2 separate regions of the Homo sapiens genome follow, and region 1 is linked to region 2. A link is an interaction called in ENCODE POLR2A ChIA-PET data of the cell type or tissue named here. Cell type or tissue: PC-9. All regions are shown on one strand. Links, peaks and the distances in the headings refer to the core of each region. The heading gives the core; the rest is flanking DNA. Region 1 has its middle 14 kb from the start of WDR20. Region 2 overlaps PPP2R5C (protein phosphatase 2 regulatory subunit B'gamma).

Region 1 (9,222 bases), core at 647-8,646, 350 kb before region 2:
ACCAGCCTCACCAACGTGGTGAAATTGCGTCTGTACTAAAAATACAAAAATTAGCCAGGTGTGGTGGTGCGGGCCTGTAATCCCAGCTACTCAGGAGGCTGAGGCAGGAGAATCGCTTGAACCCAGGAGGCGGAGGTTGCAGTGAGCCGAGATCACACCATTGCACTTCAGCCTGGGCGACAGAGCGAGACTCCATCTCAAAACAAAACAAAACAAAAAAAAAATTTCACACAAAAACTTATACGTGAATGTTCACAGCGGCATTATTCAAAATAGCCAAAAAGTGGAAACAAACCAAATGCCCATCAACTAATGAATGGATAAACAAAATGTGGTATATCCATACAATGGAATATTAATCAGCTATGATAGAAAGGAATGTAGTTGTCGGGCGTGGTGGCTCACGCCTGTAATCCCAGCACTTTGGGAGGCCAAGGCAGGCAGATCACATGGTCAGGGGTTCGAGACCAGCCTAGCCAACACGGTGAAACCTCGTCTCTACTAAAAAAATACAAAAATTAGCTGGGAATGGTGGCGTGCACCTGTAATTCTAGCTACTCGAGAGGCTGAGGCAGGAGAATTGCTTGAACCCGGGAGGCGGAGGCTGCAGTGAGCTGAGATCAAGCCACTGCACTTTAGGCTGGGCGACACAGCAAGACTCCAACTCAAAAAAAAAAAAAAAAGGAATGTAGTATAGAGACAGAAAGTAGATTTGTGGTAGCCTAGGGATGGGGAAATGACAGGGAAGGAGTCGTGACTGCTAATGAGCCCAGGGTTTCTTTTAGAGGTGATAATTGCACAGTTCTGAATATACCAGAAACCACTGAATAATAGTCGTTGGGTGAATTATATGTGCAGTTAAAAAAAATCAAACCTAGCCAGGTGGGCGTGGTGGCACATGCCTGTAGTAATCCCCTGTAGTAATCTCGGGAGGCTGACAGGAGAATTGCTTGAACCCTGGAGGCAGAGGTTGCAGTGAGCTGAGATTGCCCCACTGCATTCCAGCCTGGGCGACAGAGTGAGACTCCGTCTCAAAAAAAAAAAAAAAAAAAAATCAAAACTAGAGCCACTCTATCTATAGTGCTCAATTTATTTTTCAAACAGCTGCTAAATTATCCAGGCATAACTACTTATTAGGTTGTTTGAACTGTACCTGGTAAATGGAACTGTTAGATTTTTCTATTGGTCCAGGGAGCGCCATAAAGAAATTCTGAAACACTAAGGGCTCTGAGAACCAAGAAAACTTGGGAATCACCGTAAGGCATAAACCTTTCTCATTTCTTACCTTCCAACTTATACCTCCCTTCTTATCTCTATCTGAACCCATTCTTATTCTTCTAGGTTAAAAGAAGAAGTACCTCTTCTCTTCTTTTCTTTCTTTTTTCTTAAGATGGAGTGTCGCTATATGGCTCACGCTGGAATGCAGTGGCATGATCTCAGCTCCCTGTAACCTCCGCCTCCTGGGTTCAAGCAATTCACTGTCTCAGCTTCCTGAGTAGCTGGTACTACAGGCATGCACCATCACACCCGGCTAATTTTTTTTTTTTTTTTTTTTTTCCGAGACGGAGTTTTGCTCTTACTGCCCAGGCTAGAGTGCAATGGTGCGATCTTGGCTTACTGCAACCTCTGCCTCCTGGGTTCAAGCAATCTCCTGCCTCAGCCTCCCGAGTAGCTGGGATTACAGGCGCCCGCCACCATGCCCAGCTAATTTTTTGTGTTTTCAGTAGAGATGGGGTTTCATCATGTTGGCCAGGCTGGTCTCGAACCCCTGACCTCAGGTGATCCACCCACCTCGGCCTCCCAAAGTTCTGGGATTACAGGCGTGAGCCACTGCGCCCATCCTAATTTTTGTATTTTGGGTAGAGACGGGGTTTCACCATGTTGGTCAGGCTGGTCTTGAATTGCTGACCTCAAGTGATCCACCCACCTCGGCCTCCCAAAGTGCTGGCATTACAAGTGTGAGCCACCGTGCCCAGCCACCTCTTCTTTTCAAGATCAATTTCTCCACCATGTTCTTGTAACAAATTCCTGGTCTCCTCTAGGACACCCTGCTCCAGCAGCAAGTTACTGTTTCTCCTGGGCAGACTCCCACACTGCACTGCCTCCTCCCATGTAGTATGAGCCTGCTGAGCAAAGAAGAGAGCAGCACAGAAGAACCAATGTTCATTTCTGCTTGAGAGTTTGGCAGTGTGTTGGTAATTGTTAATAGAATTGCTTCTTTCTCCAATTAAAAACAAAACATGGCTGGTGTGGTGGCTCACACCTATAATCCCAGCACTTTGGGAGGCCGAGGCAAGAGGATAGCTAGAGCCCAAGAGGTCACAACCAACCTGGCAACATAGCAAGGCCCTGTCTCTATAAAAATAAGGTTAGCCAGGCGTGGCAACACACACTTGTAGTCCCAGCTACTCGGGAGGCTGAGTTGGGAGGATCGCTTGAGCCCAGAAAGTTGAGGCTGCAGTGAGCTGTGTTCATAACACTGCATTCCAGCCTGGGCCACAGAACAAGACCTTGACTCAAAAAATGTATGTGTATATATATAATAAAACAAAACACCTCTGCCTATTGCTTACTGTCTCCAGTCCCAGCCTTGAAAGAGTCACAGCTGTCTCCTACCCCCTCAAATAAATATAACTCCATGTGTGCTATTTTAATTATCTTAGACTCTAGGGATAAGACTGAAATGTGGGTTCCAAACCATAGTAATAAAGGGAAAATACAGGAAGAAAATAAGAGAACTGTCATAAGGCTGGGACATTCTGCCTCAGTCACAGAACTAATTGAATTATTACAGTATGTTAGAACTGAATTCAAATTAGGACATCACTTTTTGTAGATAGAACTCATGCTAGCTTTGTTTTTCATTGTTAAGCTCCTCCAGTAAGAAGTAAAACAACAGCTTATCCAAGCAGCTTAATGAGCATTGTGGGTTTTATCTTTGCAAAGATTAGAGCAAGGACGTTCAAGCTTAATAGCCTCAATAACAGTTCCTAACTTTTTTCTATCTGAGATCCTGAAACAGGAAAGATGAGATTTTTTAAAGAGCTAGTATGCTATATGTAAAGAAAAAATTAACTTGTTACTTATATATAATTATAAGTACTTATTGGGAGGAGGCTATGAAGAGGTGATTTAAAAAAAAAAAAAAAGTACTTCTCACTCTCTGAAGAGCCTCATCAGCATTATTGGCCTTTTGAGAAGCAGCCAGTAAAACAGTGATTTTTAGCCATAGATTGCTGTAAAGTAGTAGCTGGGGCCTGTGGCAGGAAGTAAGATTCATTTGTTAATTTAAAAATTCATTTTAGGAGTTACTGATTGGGAAAACAAAAACACAGTTTATGATATTAAAAGAATCTAGTCGGCCGGGCGCAGTGGCTCACGCCTGTAGTCCCAGGACTTTGGGAGGCCTAGGCGGGCAGATCACGAGGTCAGGAGATCGAGACCATTCTGGCTAACACCGTGAAACCCCATCTCTACTAAAAGTACAAAAACAAAGTTAGCCGGGCGTGGTGGCGGGCGCCTGTAGTCTCAGCTACTCTTGAGGCTGAGGCAAGAGAATGGCGTGAACCCGGGAGGCGGAGCTTGCAGTGAGTCGTGGTTGCGCCACTGCACTCCAGCCTGGGAACAGAGCGAGACTCCGTCTCAAAAAAGAAAAAAAAAAAGAATCTAGTCGAGGATGCAGTCAGTATCTACCCATTTAGACTCCGAGTTTCTTGAGAGGAGGAGCCATTCTTTTTCCGCTTTAAGAATCCCCTAAGATATTGCTAAGCACATAGTAAATAATCAACACATACTGAATTGGATTTCTAGTTTGTTCCTCTTCCATCTTCTTCATATTTTTGCGTTTTGTTTTTCTCTTTTCCTGGTGTTTCCATGTCCACGTGTCCCCTTACTGAGCTATGGTAACTTGTAGTTCCTCATACCTGTCACACCTGTGCTTTCATGCTTTTGCATAAGTGAGATTCCCTTTCCTCTCTGTTCATCAGAGGGAATAGAAGGCCGCTCATCCCAGAAGACTTCACTCCAAAAATCACTCCTGCCTGGTATGCTCTCTGCTTATTCATCCCTCACTTTTCAACTTAAAGGCTGCCTTCTCAGAGAGGCTTTCCCTGAGGCCCCAAATGTAAGTTATGTCACCTTATTTTCTCATGGAATTATTTCCCGTATAGCACTTAGCACAATTTCTAATAATATATACATCATACACACACATATTTATATGTTTTCTTAAATAAAAGCCACCTCCCTCAGTAGACCGTAAGCTTATAATAGGGATCCTGCCTATTTTTGTTTGGCATGTCGTGTGTAGATTGGGGCCTGACATTCAATAGGTACTCAATACACACTTGCCAAATGAGTGACTCACCTTTGAGAAAGATTCTCTTTTAGCACCTTATGTTAATACTTAACTTTATTATGACATTTATTACATTGCTGTCTCATCTCACTAGGTTGTTCGCTACACACGATTGCAGTTCACAGACTTAAAAATATGCTCATGCATGCTTTCTTTTCTTATACCTTCCCCCTGAGGTTAAACTCTGCCTTAGGTCACATTACTCATGCTTTCAGAAAGCTCTGCTTCTAGCTTTCTGAGCGGGGGAGATTCAGCCCCTTGTTTATTTTATGTATTTGGCTTTCAGGTAAATATCTACTTAGCATGCCCATTGTTCACTCACTTCCTTAGTCCCAGCTCATTCTGCTTCCCTCTTCCTAAAAAATAACAAAAACGAAACACTCCTGTCCTTGGAGAATAATTTTTGCATATGGTCACATTTCAGTTTAGTAGGATAGAATATTGAATTTGCTGGATAGGTTTTAACATTGCAAGAATTATCAACTGGGTTTTTATTGTGGCTCTAGATCTGTTTGTTGGGATAAGAAAAGATTATGAGGTTGGGCACAGTGGCTCATGCCTGTAATCCCAGCACTTTGGGAGGCTGAGGCAGTCGGATCACTTCAGCCCAGGAGTTGGAGACCAGCCTAGGCAACACAAGGAGCCCCCATCTCTACAAAAAATAAATAAAAATTAACTAGATATGGTGATACATGGCTATAGTCCCAGCTACTTGGGAGGCTGAGATGGGAGGATCGCTTGAACCCAGGAGTTTGAGGCTTCAGTGAGCTGTGATCACACCACTGAACTCCAGCCTAGGCAACAGAGTGAGACTTCATCTCAAAAAAATAAATAAAGATTATGAATGTGGGCACTGAATGATTTTTCTTTTTACCATGTCTTTCTCATCTATAGCAATGCTTTATAGATTGTTGGTGCTCAATAACTATTTAGTGGATTGAATATATACTCAAAAAAGAGCACTGGACTTAAGGTCAAAAGACATAACATAAATTCTATTCATGATCACATTATTTAATATTGTGACAGTATAGTACATAAAAGTTTTAAATGAAATTATTATTTATATATGATTAGATGTTGGAAATCTAAGAGGATCAACTGAAGAACTGTAAGAAACAATAAGAAGCCAAGCATGGTGGTATACACCTGTAATTCCAGCTAATCAGGAGGCTGAGGCAGGAGGATTGCTTGAGGCCAGGAGTTCAAGTTTACATTGTGAATCATGATAGTGCCACTGCACTCCAGCCTGGGGGATATAGCTAGACTCCCATCTCTAAAAAAGAAAAAAAGAAACAATAGACAATGTAATATAGCAGATTTAAAAAGTAGCATTCAGGCCAGGCACAGTGGCTCACACCTATAATCCCAGCACTTTGGGAAGCCAGGGTGGGCAGATCACCTGAGGTTAGGAGTTCAAGACCAACCTGGCCAACATGGTGAAACCCCCACCTCTACTAAAAACACAAAAATTAGCTGGGCATGGTGGCGAGCACCTGTAATCCCAGCTATGTGGGAGGCTGAGGCAGGAGAATCACTTGAACCCAGGAGGCAGAGGTTGCAGTGAGCCCAGATCGTGCCATTGTGCTCCAGCCTGGGAGACAAAGTGGAACTCCATCTCAAAAAAAAAAAAAAAAAAATTAGCATTCAAACATCAATAACTGTCTCTACTTTCTCTGTCAAATAGTAACTAATTTAAGTATAATGGAAGAAAATGTCACATTCACAATAACAAAATAAGATAAATAGGCTGGACGTGGTAGTTTCCGCCTGTAATCCCAGCATTTTGGGAGGCAGAGGCCAGGAGTTCATGAGGAGCCTGGGCAACAGAGGGAGGCGCCATCTCTTCAGAAAATTTAAAGATTAACCAGGTGTGGTGGCACACACCTGTAGTCCCAGCTGCTGGGGAGGCTGAGGTGGGATCATTGCCTGAGCCCAGGAGGTTGAGGCTGTAGTAAGCCATGTTTACACCCCTGCACTCCAGCCTAGGTTGGCAGAATGAGACCCTGTCTCAATTAAAAAAAACACGGTTGCTAGTATACATCTCACAGGGAAGTGGGGGGTGCCTTTAATTTCATTGACTGCAGTGTGAATGGTGCCCCCTGAGATGAACCACACAGTTTCTCTGAATATATTTAGAACATGTTCATAAACTATCTGGACATAGTGGCTTATGCCTGTAATCCTAGTACTGTAGGAGACCAAGGCGGGAGGATCCCTTGAGGCTAGGAGTTTGAGACCAGCCTGGACAACATAGTGAGATGCAATCTCTTAAAAAAAAAAGAAAAAAAAAACCACAAGGTTTTAGAAACTACTTGAAGAGCACTCTTAAATTCTGAAGAAACAAAATAATTAAAACACCTCATTCTTAGGTAACAAGACTCAACATTGTAGAAATGACAGGGTTTTTTGTTTTTGTTTTTGTTTTTTGTCTTTCTTTTTTTAGACCGAGTCTCGCTCTGTTGCCCAGACTGGAGTGCAGTGGTTGTGATCTTGGCTCACTACTGCCTCCCAGGTTAAAGCAATTCTGCCTAACCCTCTCAAGTAGCTGGGATTACAGGGGCCTACCACCACGCTCGGCTAATTTTTTGTATTTTTAGTAGAAATGGGGTTTCACCATCTTGGTCAAGCTGGTCTCGAACTCCTGACCTCAGGTGATCCACCCACCTTGGCCTCCCAAAATACTGGGATTACAGGCATGAGCCACTGTGCCTGGCCAAAATGACAGTTCTGTCTGGATCAGTGTGTAAGTTGAATTCAGGCCAAATCAAAATCAACAGAATTTTATTTACAGTTTGTCAGAATTATTCTAAGTTTCATTTGGAATAAGCATTTAAGAATCACTATGAAAAAGAAGAGTATTGGCTGGGCGCAGTGGCTCATGCCTATAATCCCAGCACTTAGGGAGGCTGAGGCGGGTGGATCACCTGAGGTCAGGAGTTCGAGACCAGCCTGGCCAACGTGGTGAAACCCCGTCTCTACTAAAAATACAAAAATCAGCTGGGCATGGTGGCAGGCACCTGTAATCCCAGCTACTCGGGAGGCTGAAACAGGAGAATCGCTCGAACCCAGGAGGCAGAGGTTGCAGTGAGCTGAGATCGAACCCTTGCGCTCCAGCCTGGGCAACAGAGTGAGACTCTGTCTCAAAAAATATATATAAAAAATAAAAAAAAGAAAAAGAAGAGTAATGGCAGGAGTGGAGTGGGGGGACTTGCCTCCCAAATATTAATATGTATTATAAAACCTCTTAAGCTGGGCACAGTGGCTCACGCCTATAATCCCAACACTTTGGGAGGCCGAGGCAGGTGGATCACAAGATCAGGAGATCAAGACCATCCTGGCTAACACAGTGAAACCCCGTCTCTACTAAAAACACAACAAAATTAGCCGGGTGTGGTTGTGGGCACCTGTAGTCCCAGCTACTCGGGAGGCTGAGGTAGGAGAATGTTGTGAACCTGGGAGGTGGAGCTTGCACTGAGCCAAGATCACACCACTGCACTCCAGCCTGGGCGACAGAGCGAGACTCCGTCAAAAAAAAAAAAAAAAAAAGTCTTTAAACAGATCCTTTTCCTAAAATGGAATAAGTACAGAATTAGACCCCAATAAAAATGGACATATGATAGAGATGGCAGGATTAATTTAAGAAGAGGTATTGGAACAACCAACTAACCATTTATAATTTTAAAATTGGATTCCTACTTCCCTCCTCACTCCAAAATAAACTCCAGATAGAGCAAAGATTTTAATATAAAAAATAACCATAAGAGAAAGAAATGACTTGAATAAATATATTTATAATCTTGAAGTGAGGAAAGCTTTTCTAAACATAGCCCAAAATTCAGAAGCCATAGGATATTTTTATTTTATGTCTTGCATGGCACAAGACACCATATGAAAAGACAACAACCTTGGAAAAAATATTCACAACACATATGGCAAGGGATTAACATCCTTAATAATAAAAACTTATTTCGAGCAATTAGAAAGAAAACCCAGTAGAAAAAAATAGGCAAAGGACATAAGCAAGCAATTCACAAAAGTTGCATTCATTAGGATTTTTGTTGATGACTTCTGAGTTTCCTGTCATGCCTAGAAAGAATTTCCCCACTCCAGGGTGCTCATTGTTTTCTAATAACTAAAGAAATGCAAATTGAAACTATTTTTTACTATCACATTGGAAAATATCAATTATCAATATAAAATTGATAATAGTGTTAGCACAGATGTTAATGTTGGCACAAGTATTAAGAAACAGGATGGGTTCACATACTTGGTGAGAAAAAAAACAGGCATTTTGATTTTCCATTAGTGAGAATGCAAGTTGCTGTTATTTATTTGGAGGGCAATTTGATCATTTCTGTCAAAATACTTATTGTAGTTATGTGATTTGACTCAACTCAAGTTCTAGGAATTTACCCGCATAAATGTACAAAGATTATGTGTATAAGGATTTTCACCAAAGCATTGTTCTTAATAGTGAAAAATTGGCAATAATCTAAGTACCCATCAATAGAGAATTCAATAAATAAATTATGGAAATGACATACTTTACAGCTGTTAAACAATGAATTCATAAACTTACATATACTGACATGAAAACATATCCAAAATATATTAAATGAAAAATACAGGCCTGGTGTGGTGGCTCACACCTGTATCCTAGCACTTTGGAAGGCTGAGGCAGGAGCATCAATCATTTAAGCCCAGGGGGTTGAAGCTGCAGTGAGTCATGATCACACCATTGCACTCCAGCCTGGGCCACAGAGCAAGACCCTGTCTCAACTTTACGTGTGTGTGTGTGTGTGTGTATGTGTGTGTGTGTGTGTGTGTGTATGTTGCAGATTAGTATGTATAATATTTCATTT
Region 2 (9,222 bases), core at 924-8,923:
TGGTGGGAGGTGACTGGATTGTGGGGGCAGTTTCCCCCCTGCTGTTCTTGTGATAGTGAGTGAGTTCTCAGGAGATCTGATGACTTACAAGTGTTTGGCAGTTCCCCCCCCCCACTTTCTCTCTCTCTCCTGCTGCCGTGTAAGAAGTGCCTTGCTTCCCCTTCACCTTCTGCCATGATGGTAAGTTTCCTGAGGCCTCCCCAGCTAGGTGAAACTGTGAGTCAATTACACATCTTTTGTTTATAAATTACCCAATCTCAGGTAGTTTTTTATAGCTGTGTGAAAATGAACTAATATAGACTCCATCCTGGAGACACAAACCTACCTAGTTTAGGGCCAAGGAGAGCAGACACACCAACTCCAGCCCCAGACATTAATTTGTTCTCATCCTTGAATGAAATTTTCATAAGCAATAAGAGCTGCTTTACTTTCTACTAAGGTGCTTAGGAATGCCTGGAAAGAGCTGTCTCATGTGACAGACTGCCCGGAACAGCAGGCAGCCTCTGACCTGGGAGGCAGGGGTCTCGGTTCCCTTCTCTCCCTCAGTCTGTGGCTTTTTCCTCAAAAGGTACTTTCTTGGGCTCTGAGCTTGACATCTGTCAATCTTTTGCCATGAAAGCCTGGGTCTTTCTTCCCTAAAAGCCCCTCCATAACCAGCTCCTCCACAGAATCCCCCAGTTAGACAGGTTTCTGCTCCGCCTTCTCTGGGTGCCCCTGGCATTGATTCCACAGTCTGGAGGAGCTGCTCCTAGGAGCTGTCCTGGCTTTAGATGTTCAGTCACATACGTGCGTGTTCCAGTAGATAATGTTCTCCATCTCCTTTTTATTTCACTATAGTGCCAGCCCAGCACTCACAGCGAGGACCTTGGGTAGAGGCCAATGACAGGGCTCCCCCGTGGCTTCTGACCCCCGCTGGAAGGTCGGCTGCATGGAAGGTGGCCCAGCCTAGGGGGCTGGGAAGCAAGTCCATGGGTCTTGACTGCCATGGGGACACACTGAGGATAGGCTTCTGCCCCTGAGAAAATAAGTCAGCCCTCGGGCACAGTTCCAAAGGGGCCCTTGGCCTTTTGGCCACCATGCCCCACTCCATTCTCTCGTCAGGGCCAAGACCAGAGAGAGGAGCCAGTCTGCCTGCTCTGCCCAGCCCAGCCACCAGCTGCCTGCCCCACAACACCGTGACCTGGTGCTCCCACCAACTCTGAGGGGGCATCTTCCTCCCCGATGGGACATCAGCTCAGGAGGGCAGGGCCTCTCCGCATGAGACATTGTCTGTCCCTGGGAAGGTGAGGTGATCTCCCTGAGGAAGGAGCTGCAGAGCTGCCCAAAGCAGATGCCACCAAGAACCTGGGCTCAGAGAGGGGGAGAAGGAGAGAGAGTGGGAGAGAGGGAGGGGGAAAGAGAGGGGGAGAAAGGGGGGGGAGAGAGAGAGGGGGAGGGGAGAAAGAGAAATGGGGAGAGAGGGAGGGGGAGGGGGAGAGGGGGAGAAGGGGGGAGAAAGAGAGAGGAGGAGAGAGAGAGGGGGAGGGGGAAAAAGAGGGGGTAGAGAGAAAAGAGGGGGAGAAAGAGAGAGGGGGAGAGGGACAAAGAGAGGAGGAGAGAGGGAGGAAGAGAAAGAGAGAGGGGAGGGGGAGGGGGAGGGGGAAGGGAGGGGGGAGAGGGAGAGAGGGGGGCAGAGAGGGAGGGGGAGAAAGAGAGAGGGAGAGGGAGGGGAGGGGGAAGGGGGAGAGGGCAGAGGGGGAGAAAGAGGGAGGGGAAGGGGGGAGGAGGAAAAGAGAGGGAGGAGAGAGGGAGGGGAAGGGGGAGAACAAGAGAGAAAGGGGAAAGAGAGGCAGGGGGAAGGGGAGAAAGAGAGAGGGGAGAGAGAGGGAGGGGAAGGGGGGAGAAAGAGAGAAAGTGGAAAGGGGGGGAGAAAGAGACAGAGGGGAGAGAGAGGGAAGGGGAGAAAGAGAGAGAGAAGGGGAGAGAGGGAGGGGAAGGGGGAGAGGGAGGGGAAGGGGGAGAGAGGGAGGGGAAGGGGGAGAGAGGGAGGGGAATGGGGAGAAAGGGGGGGAGAGAGAGGGAAGGGGAGAAAGAGAGAGGGAGGAGAGAGGGAGGGGGAGGGGGAGAGAGAAAGAGGAAAGAGAGGGAGGGGAAGGGGGAGAGGGAGCGGAAGGGGGAGAGAGGGAGGGGAAGGGGGAGAGAGGGAGGGGAATGGGGAGAAAGGGGGGGAGAGAGAGGGAAGGGGAGAAAGAGCCAGAGGGGAGAGAGAGGGAAGGGGAGAAAGAGAGAGAGAAGGGGAGAGAGGGAGGGGAAGGGGGAGAGGGAGGGGAAGGGGGAGAGAGGGAGGGGAAGGGGGAGAGAGGGAGGGGAATGGGGAGAAAGGGGGGGAGAGAGGGGGAAGGGGGAGAAAGAGAGAGGGAGGAGAGAGGGAGGGGGAGGGGGAGAGAGAAAGAGGAAAGAGAGGGAGGGGGAGGGGGAAAAAGAGAGAGGGGAGAGAGAGGGATGGGGAGGGGGAGGGGAAGAAGGGGGAGGGGGAGGGGGGAGGGGAAGAAAGGGTGGGGAGAGAGGGAGTGGGAGAGGGAGAAAGAGAGAAGGGGGAGAGAGGGAGGGAGGGAAGGAGGCACACAGGGAGAGAAGGATGAAGGGAATGAGGGAAGGAGAGAGAGAGGGCGAGGGGCTCCCTTGGGAGCAGCTGCCCAGAGCGGGTGGGCGCAGACGAGGTGGGAGCGGGAGCGGGTGCTAGGGCGGGCTCCTGGGTGCCGCTCCGGTACACCTGGCCACGGCCACGGCCACGGCTGGAGGATGAAGCCCCCGAGACGGGACGGAAAGGAAACGGGAGAGCGCGGTTCGCGGGCGGCCAAGCAGAGGGTTGGAGCGCGCAACGCAGGAGGCCAGATCGGCGTCCTCCGCTTCTTCCCCGGGTGGCCGGCTCCCCTCCTCCGGGCTCCGGGGCGAGGCAGCGGAGGCCGGGGCAAAGGCGGGACCCCGGCCTGGGGCCCATGCCGGAGGCTCCGGAGGCGGCCGGCGGGAGCTAAGGGTCTCCTTGGAAGGCCGGGACAGACAACACTCTTGAGAAAACGTGGTTGGGGCAGAGGGGTGCGTCAGGCGCCCAGGAAGGCGCAGGCTGGCAAGGGCAGGGGCGGGGAGGCTGGGGGGCGGCAGGAGGGCCCGGCGGGAGCCCACGCGGGTCTGCAGCGACAACAGGAGTGAGGTCGAGCCTGGCCCCACGCGCACAGCGCGCCTTGGCAGCCTAGCGGCTCAGGGGCCAAAGCCGCCAAGGTCGCTGTGCCACCGGGAGGCGCAGGGCGGGTTGAGGCTTCGGAGGGTGGGGAAGGTCTGAAGGGGTCCCTGAGGACAGAAGCCAGGGTCCCGGGAAATACGGCAGCTGTAAACAAGCCCTCCTCCTGGGCACCAGACACCACCAACACCGCTGGTTCGCTGGTTCGTGGACAGCCCGGTGGGGACCCTGCCGCAGCCCCGACACCCGGCTCCCTCCCTGCTCTGATGTCCCATAAACCTGCAAAGACTCCTCCAGTGGCGGCACCGCAAGGCACCTGTAGCTGGAGGGAGACGGCTAGGGAGGAAGGCTGGGGAGCGGCTGCCCCACGCTGCATTCCATGGTTCAGGCCGAGCTGGCGCATCCTTAGCTTACAGAGAGGAAAGCAAGGCTCAGGCTGTGGGGTGAGCGCCTGAAATCACCCAGTCAGTGCTGCAGCCAAGCCCCAGCCTCAGTCCCTGGACTCTGGGTCTGGGGTTGAGCCAAATGCTGGACCCCAACTTCCCCCTTACACCTCACACCGGAGCAATTCCATGCTCCAGTGCCTCTCAAAATCCTCCCTTTCTGCAATTTTATCGTAAACGGAACAAACTGCCACCACTTATGTGCCAAGGACTAAGTGATATGCCACTTAAGAAGTATTTTTAATGCCGGAAAGTCCAGCCTGAACCTGATCAAGCCCTGAGGTCTAACCACCAGTTCTTAGGAAAATACAAGAGAGAGAGGAGTGTGTTAACCAAAAGCAAAGCGATCTGGACGCAGGGAACCAGGGAACGTGGGGGAATGGCAGGAGGTGTCCTCCCGCAGCACCGGGCAGTCGAGCCACCACACTTCAGCCCAGGTGAGCCTCTGCTGTGGGCCCTGTTACATGCAAGCAGCCCCTCCCCCCAAGCGGCGACAACTAAGAGCGTCTCCAAACATTGCCAAATGTCCCTTGGGGGGCAAAATCACCCTTGGTTGACTATCATATCTCTCAAACGTATGGGAACAACCTGATTTAACAATTAAATTGCAAGGAGAAAAAGGAGAGGAGGAACCAGCACATATCACAACCTAGTGTAATGTGTGTACCTGATTTGGATCTCAGGACTCAATTCAATTCAGGACCCAAACCAACCAAATGAAAAAGGGAGGAGGGGAGGGGAGATTTAATGCTTACTCCTGAGAGTAAGGAATTGCAGTTAATATTTTTAGGTGAGGCAATCACGTTCTGGTTCTTGGAGTCCTTGTTGGAGGATACCACAGGTGGGACTTACAAATAAAATACGATGACTGAGATTTGCTTCAAAATAATGTAGTGTGAAGAGAGGGCCATGCATATGGAGGAGGAGGCCTGGATAAGACAAGATGGGTTGCAGTGGATGATGGCCAAGGCTGGGCAATGGGGACCTGGGGCTTCCCTATATGATTCCCTCGACTACTATGTATGTGAAAATAGTCCAAATGAACACGTTATTCCTCCCTGCATTAACCCCAGCCTCTATAGACCAGACAATCAGAACACCTTCCCTCATCTTTCTCCCAATCGTATTTTCAGTGTTGGTGGTACAGTGGTGAGCACAGCTGCCTCCAATCATATTTTCATACTGTTATTGGACTGACCTTTCTAAAGGTCCATCAGACCATTCCCCTGCTCACAAGATGCCAGTGGCTCCCCACTGCCTGCGGGAGAAAGTTCAAACTCCGTAGCATGGGGTTTGAGCTCAGCCGCTGTCTCCCCCACACTTATTTTTCCAGGACTCATCTCTCAATGTATGGGAGAGATGAGTCTCTCCTTTATTTCAGGAATGCTGGGCCACTCTCAGATTCTCAAATGTTCTCTGACCCTGCCCTGTTTCAATGCCTGTTTCTTCAGCATGAAATGCCCTCTTCCCGTTCCCAAACTCTCACCCCCACACAAAGCTTTTGATCTACTCAGCCTTCAGTTCTAGCTCAAATGCCATTCTCTTTAATGTTTTCCCCACTCATACACGCAGCCAGGCCCCACCATCTCCTCAGTGTTCTTAAGGGGGTTCCCTTACACTTCCATCAGGCTTGGAATCCCATGTCTGCTTCTACAAAGAGATTCTGAGCTTGTTGAGAGCATGGACACATCTCATGTCCCCGTTATCTGCCAACACTCAGGCAGGCTCCGGAGCTTGCTGCGTCTCCTTCACACAGTCACTGTCTCTCACGTCCTTAATTCCAGCCTTCACACAACCACTTCCATGCACACTTGATGTTCCAGCAATACCAAACTACTTGTCCTCCCAGACAAAACCTAGTTTTGTATGTCTTTTCAGATACTTTATTTTTATTTTTAATTTTTTTGAGACAGGGTCTGTCTGTCACTCAGGCTGGAGTGCAATTGCACAACCACAGCTCACTGCAACCTCAACCTGCTGGGCTCAAATGATTCTCCTCCCTCAGCCTCCTGAGTAGCTTAGTCTACAGGCACTCACCACCACATCTGGCTAATTTTTGTATTTTTTGTAGAGACAAGGTCTCACTATGTTGTCCAGGCAGGTCTTGAACTCCTAAGCTCAAGCAATCCAATCTGCTGTGGCCTCCCAAAAGTGCTAGGATTACAGGTGTGGTGAGCCACCGCACCCAGCCTTGGATCTTTTAAAAGTGCATCTGGCTCAAGGTAGTATGATACTGGCATAAGGACAGACATACAGATTGATGGAATAAAATTGAGAGCCAAGCCCATTCACCAGGGAAAGAACAGCGTCTTTAACAAATGATGCTGGGACAACTGGAGAGCCATATGGACAAGAATAAAGGTGGATCCCCCCTCACACCACAGGAAAAAAACGATTTCAACATGAATCACAAACCTAAACAGAAGAGCTGAAACCACACAACTCTTAGAAGAATACAAAGGTAAAGCTTCATGACCCTGGATTTGATAATGGTTTCTTAGCTATGACACCAAGGGTGCAAGCAACTAAAAAGAAAACAGATAAACCAGACTTCATAAAAATTAAACATTTTTGTGCAAAGGATACTATCAAGAAAGTGAAAAAACCCACAGAATGGGAGAACATATTTGCAAATTATATAAGGGTCTAGTATCCAGAATATGAAAAGAACTCTAACAACTCAATAACAAAAAGAAAACCCGATTAAAAAATGGGCAAAGGACTTGAACAGGCATTTCACCAAAAAAGATATACAAATGGCCAAACAAGCACATGAAAAGATGCTCACCACCTTTAGATGTTAGGTAAATGTAAATGAAAATTACAATGACATACTACTTCACACCTGCTGGGATACCTATTCTTTTTCAAACTGAAAAATAACTTGTTAGCATGGCCAGGCACCATGGCTCATGCCTCTAACCCCAGCACTTTGGGAGGCTGAGGCAGGAGGATTGCTTAAGCCCGTAAGTTCAAGACCAGTCTGGGCAATATAGTGAGACCCCTTTTCTACATTAAAAAAAAATAGCCAGGTATGGTGGCATGCACCTGTAGTCCCAGCTACTCAGGAAGCTGAGGCGAGAGGACAGCTTGAGCCCAGGAGTTCAAGGCTGCAGTGAGCCATCATTGTACCATCGCATTCCAGTCTAGGTGACAGAATGAGACCCTGTCTCAACAAAAAACAAGGGTCATAAAGGACGTGGAACTACAATTGGAACCCTTGTATATTGCTGGTGAGAATGTAAAATGGGGCAGCTGATATGGAAAACAGTTTGGTGGTTCTTCGGCAAGTTAAACATAAAATTACCATCCAAAGCCAGGTATGGTGGCTCAAGCTTGTAATCCCAGCACCTTGGGAGGCCGAGATGGGTGGATCACCTGAGGTCAGAAGTTTGAGACCAGCCTGGCCAACATGGTGAAACCCCATCCCTACTAAGAATACAAAAATTAGCCGGGCATGGTGGTGCTTGCCTGTAATCCCAGCTACTTGGGAGGCTGAGGCAGGAGAATCGCTTGAACCCAGGAGTTAGAGGTTGCAGTGAGCTGAGATGGCGCCACTATACTCCAGCCTGGGCAACAGAGCGAGACTCTGTCTTAAACACACAAACAAAAATGACCATCCATATGACCCAGCAATCTCACTCCTAGGCATATACCCAAAAGAACTGAAAACAAGTGTTCAAACAAAAATCGGTACACAATGTTCACAGCGCATTATTCACAATAGCCAAAAGGTAGAAACAACTCAAATATCCATCAACTGATGAAATGAAATGTGCTATATCCAAACAATAGAATATTAGCTATAAAAAGGAACGAGCGTTTGGGAGGCCGAGGCGGGCGGATCACGAGGTCAGGAGCTCGAGACCATCCTGGCCAACATGGTGAAACCCTGTCTCTACTAAAAATACAAAAATTAGCTGGGCATGGTGGTGTGCACCTGTAGTCCCAGCTACTCGGGAGGCTGAGGCAGGAGAATTGCTTGAACCCGGGAGGTGGAGGTTGCAGTGAGCCGAGATCACGCCATTGCACTCCAGCCTGGGCGACAGAGCAAGACTCCATCTCAAAAAAAAAAAAAAAAAGGGAATGAGGTATGACGCACGCTACAACATGGATGGACCTTGAAAGCATTCTGCGAAGTAAAGGAAGCCAGACACAGAAGGACAAATATTGCATGATTCCATTTCTATGAACTATTCAGAATCGGCACATCTACAGAGAGCAGACTGGTAGCTGCTAGAGGCTGGGGGAAGGGGAGTGAGGAGTGACTGCTGGTGGGAATGGGGCTTCCTTTTAGGGTGAGGAGGACTTTCTGGAATAGGTGGTGGAGAGGGCTGCACGACCCGCTGAGCATCCTTGAGTCTTCTGGGCTTATGGTGAGAACAGCAAGGGCCCCACGAAGACAGGGAGACACACACGCTTTGGGAGGATCAGCTGTTCTCAGTACAGAGAAGGCATTAGTGTTGGCTGAATAGGAAGTGAGAAACAACAGGTGTGCTTCCTCAGTTTAAGTGTTTACTCCTAAAATAAAAACTGGGTATCTATCTTAAAATGATAAGAAATCGCAGTAAAAAGGTATGATACTGTTTAGCGATCTGGTTTGGGCAACATCTAAAAAAAAAGGACTTGATTCTTCCCCTTTCGCCCTCTTCTGGAATGCTGGTTACAGGGAACTCACTCAGTGAGGGGAGAGATGACCTAGAATTTACTTTGGCCTCTTGATGTCTGGCTTAATGATGGGAAATTATTTTTCAAACTCAGTATTATCTGTCAAACCCAAATCAAAATAGTCGGCCCTTCCCTTCAGTAGAAGCCACTGAAAGTCGGTGGTCCCAGAGGGTTCCAAGCGAGCACTGTGGCCTCCACGTGTCTGAACAGTGGCTGCACACGAGCACCAGCTGCATTTTCTAGGAGGAAGGCGGGGGTGGAGTGGGGGGGGGGCACAATCTGAAATGCTATTTGAGACACTTGTCGGCCACTCAAATGGAAGCTACGGGAATAAAGAGGAAGTCGTTCCCTCCCCTTCCCAGAGCCTCTCCACTGAACAGACACGGGGTCCCTGGGGGAGGATGTGTCTTGCTGTGAGGATCTGGGATTCTGGAGTCTCTGGCTGGGGGAAGGAGGTGGTGGGGGTGTCTGGAGACAAGGAAAGATGAGGTGGCCAGTCCACATGGCAAGGCAAGGTGTTGCCCAGAAGGGCCTTGAAATTATGCAGGAGTTCAGGTTCCTAGCCAGGGTAGGTGGACTGCTGGCCCTGGGCCCAGCCCCACTGCCAGGCCCACAGGGAGGTACAGAGGCAAAGGGTGTTACCTGCCTCAGTGGTACATGGTCCTCTCCCAAGTCTTCCCAACAAGCATGGCTGCACTTCCTCAGGTAGAGGAAACAAGATGCCAGAGGTGTCCCTCACGCTCAGGGACAACGCCCCATTAGTTTCTAACAGAGACACAGCAAGCCCGAATGTCCAAGTGCCCTCACACCCCACAACCTTCCGTGCAGCCAGGCAACAGCACCCCAGTATATTGGGAGTAAAAGGCAATCTGTGCAGCAGATACATGGAAGTCT

What was found. Peaks named below come from ENCODE experiments on the same cell type or tissue, not always from the same donor. Only the 100,000 strongest peaks of a DNase experiment are listed, where the experiment ranks them.
Region 1: POLR2A ChIA-PET joins it to region 2 with 11 read pairs; 6 of 35 experiments call an interaction of 5 or more read pairs at or near these places.

What each region holds. Positions count from the first base shown.
Region 1 is chr14:102,120,966-102,130,187 of GRCh38, reverse strand. It overlaps a transcript of HSP90AA1 not described here. Among named protein-coding and RNA genes, the nearest start is that of WDR20, 14 kb to the left of the region's middle. In PC-9, for the core only: no CTCF peak of the experiment used is centred there; DNase peaks (open chromatin) are centred at 3,957, 4,557 and 5,557; H3K4me3 peaks cover 1,241 bases; H3K27ac peaks cover 3,555 bases.
Region 2 is chr14:101,775,402-101,784,623 of GRCh38, reverse strand. All of the region lies in intron 2 of PPP2R5C (protein phosphatase 2 regulatory subunit B'gamma), which reads right to left. Among named protein-coding and RNA genes, the nearest start is that of PPP2R5C, 18 kb to the right of the region's middle. RefSeq lists a silencer at 2,719-2,988. In PC-9, for the core only: no CTCF peak of the experiment used is centred there; no DNase peak of the experiment used is centred there.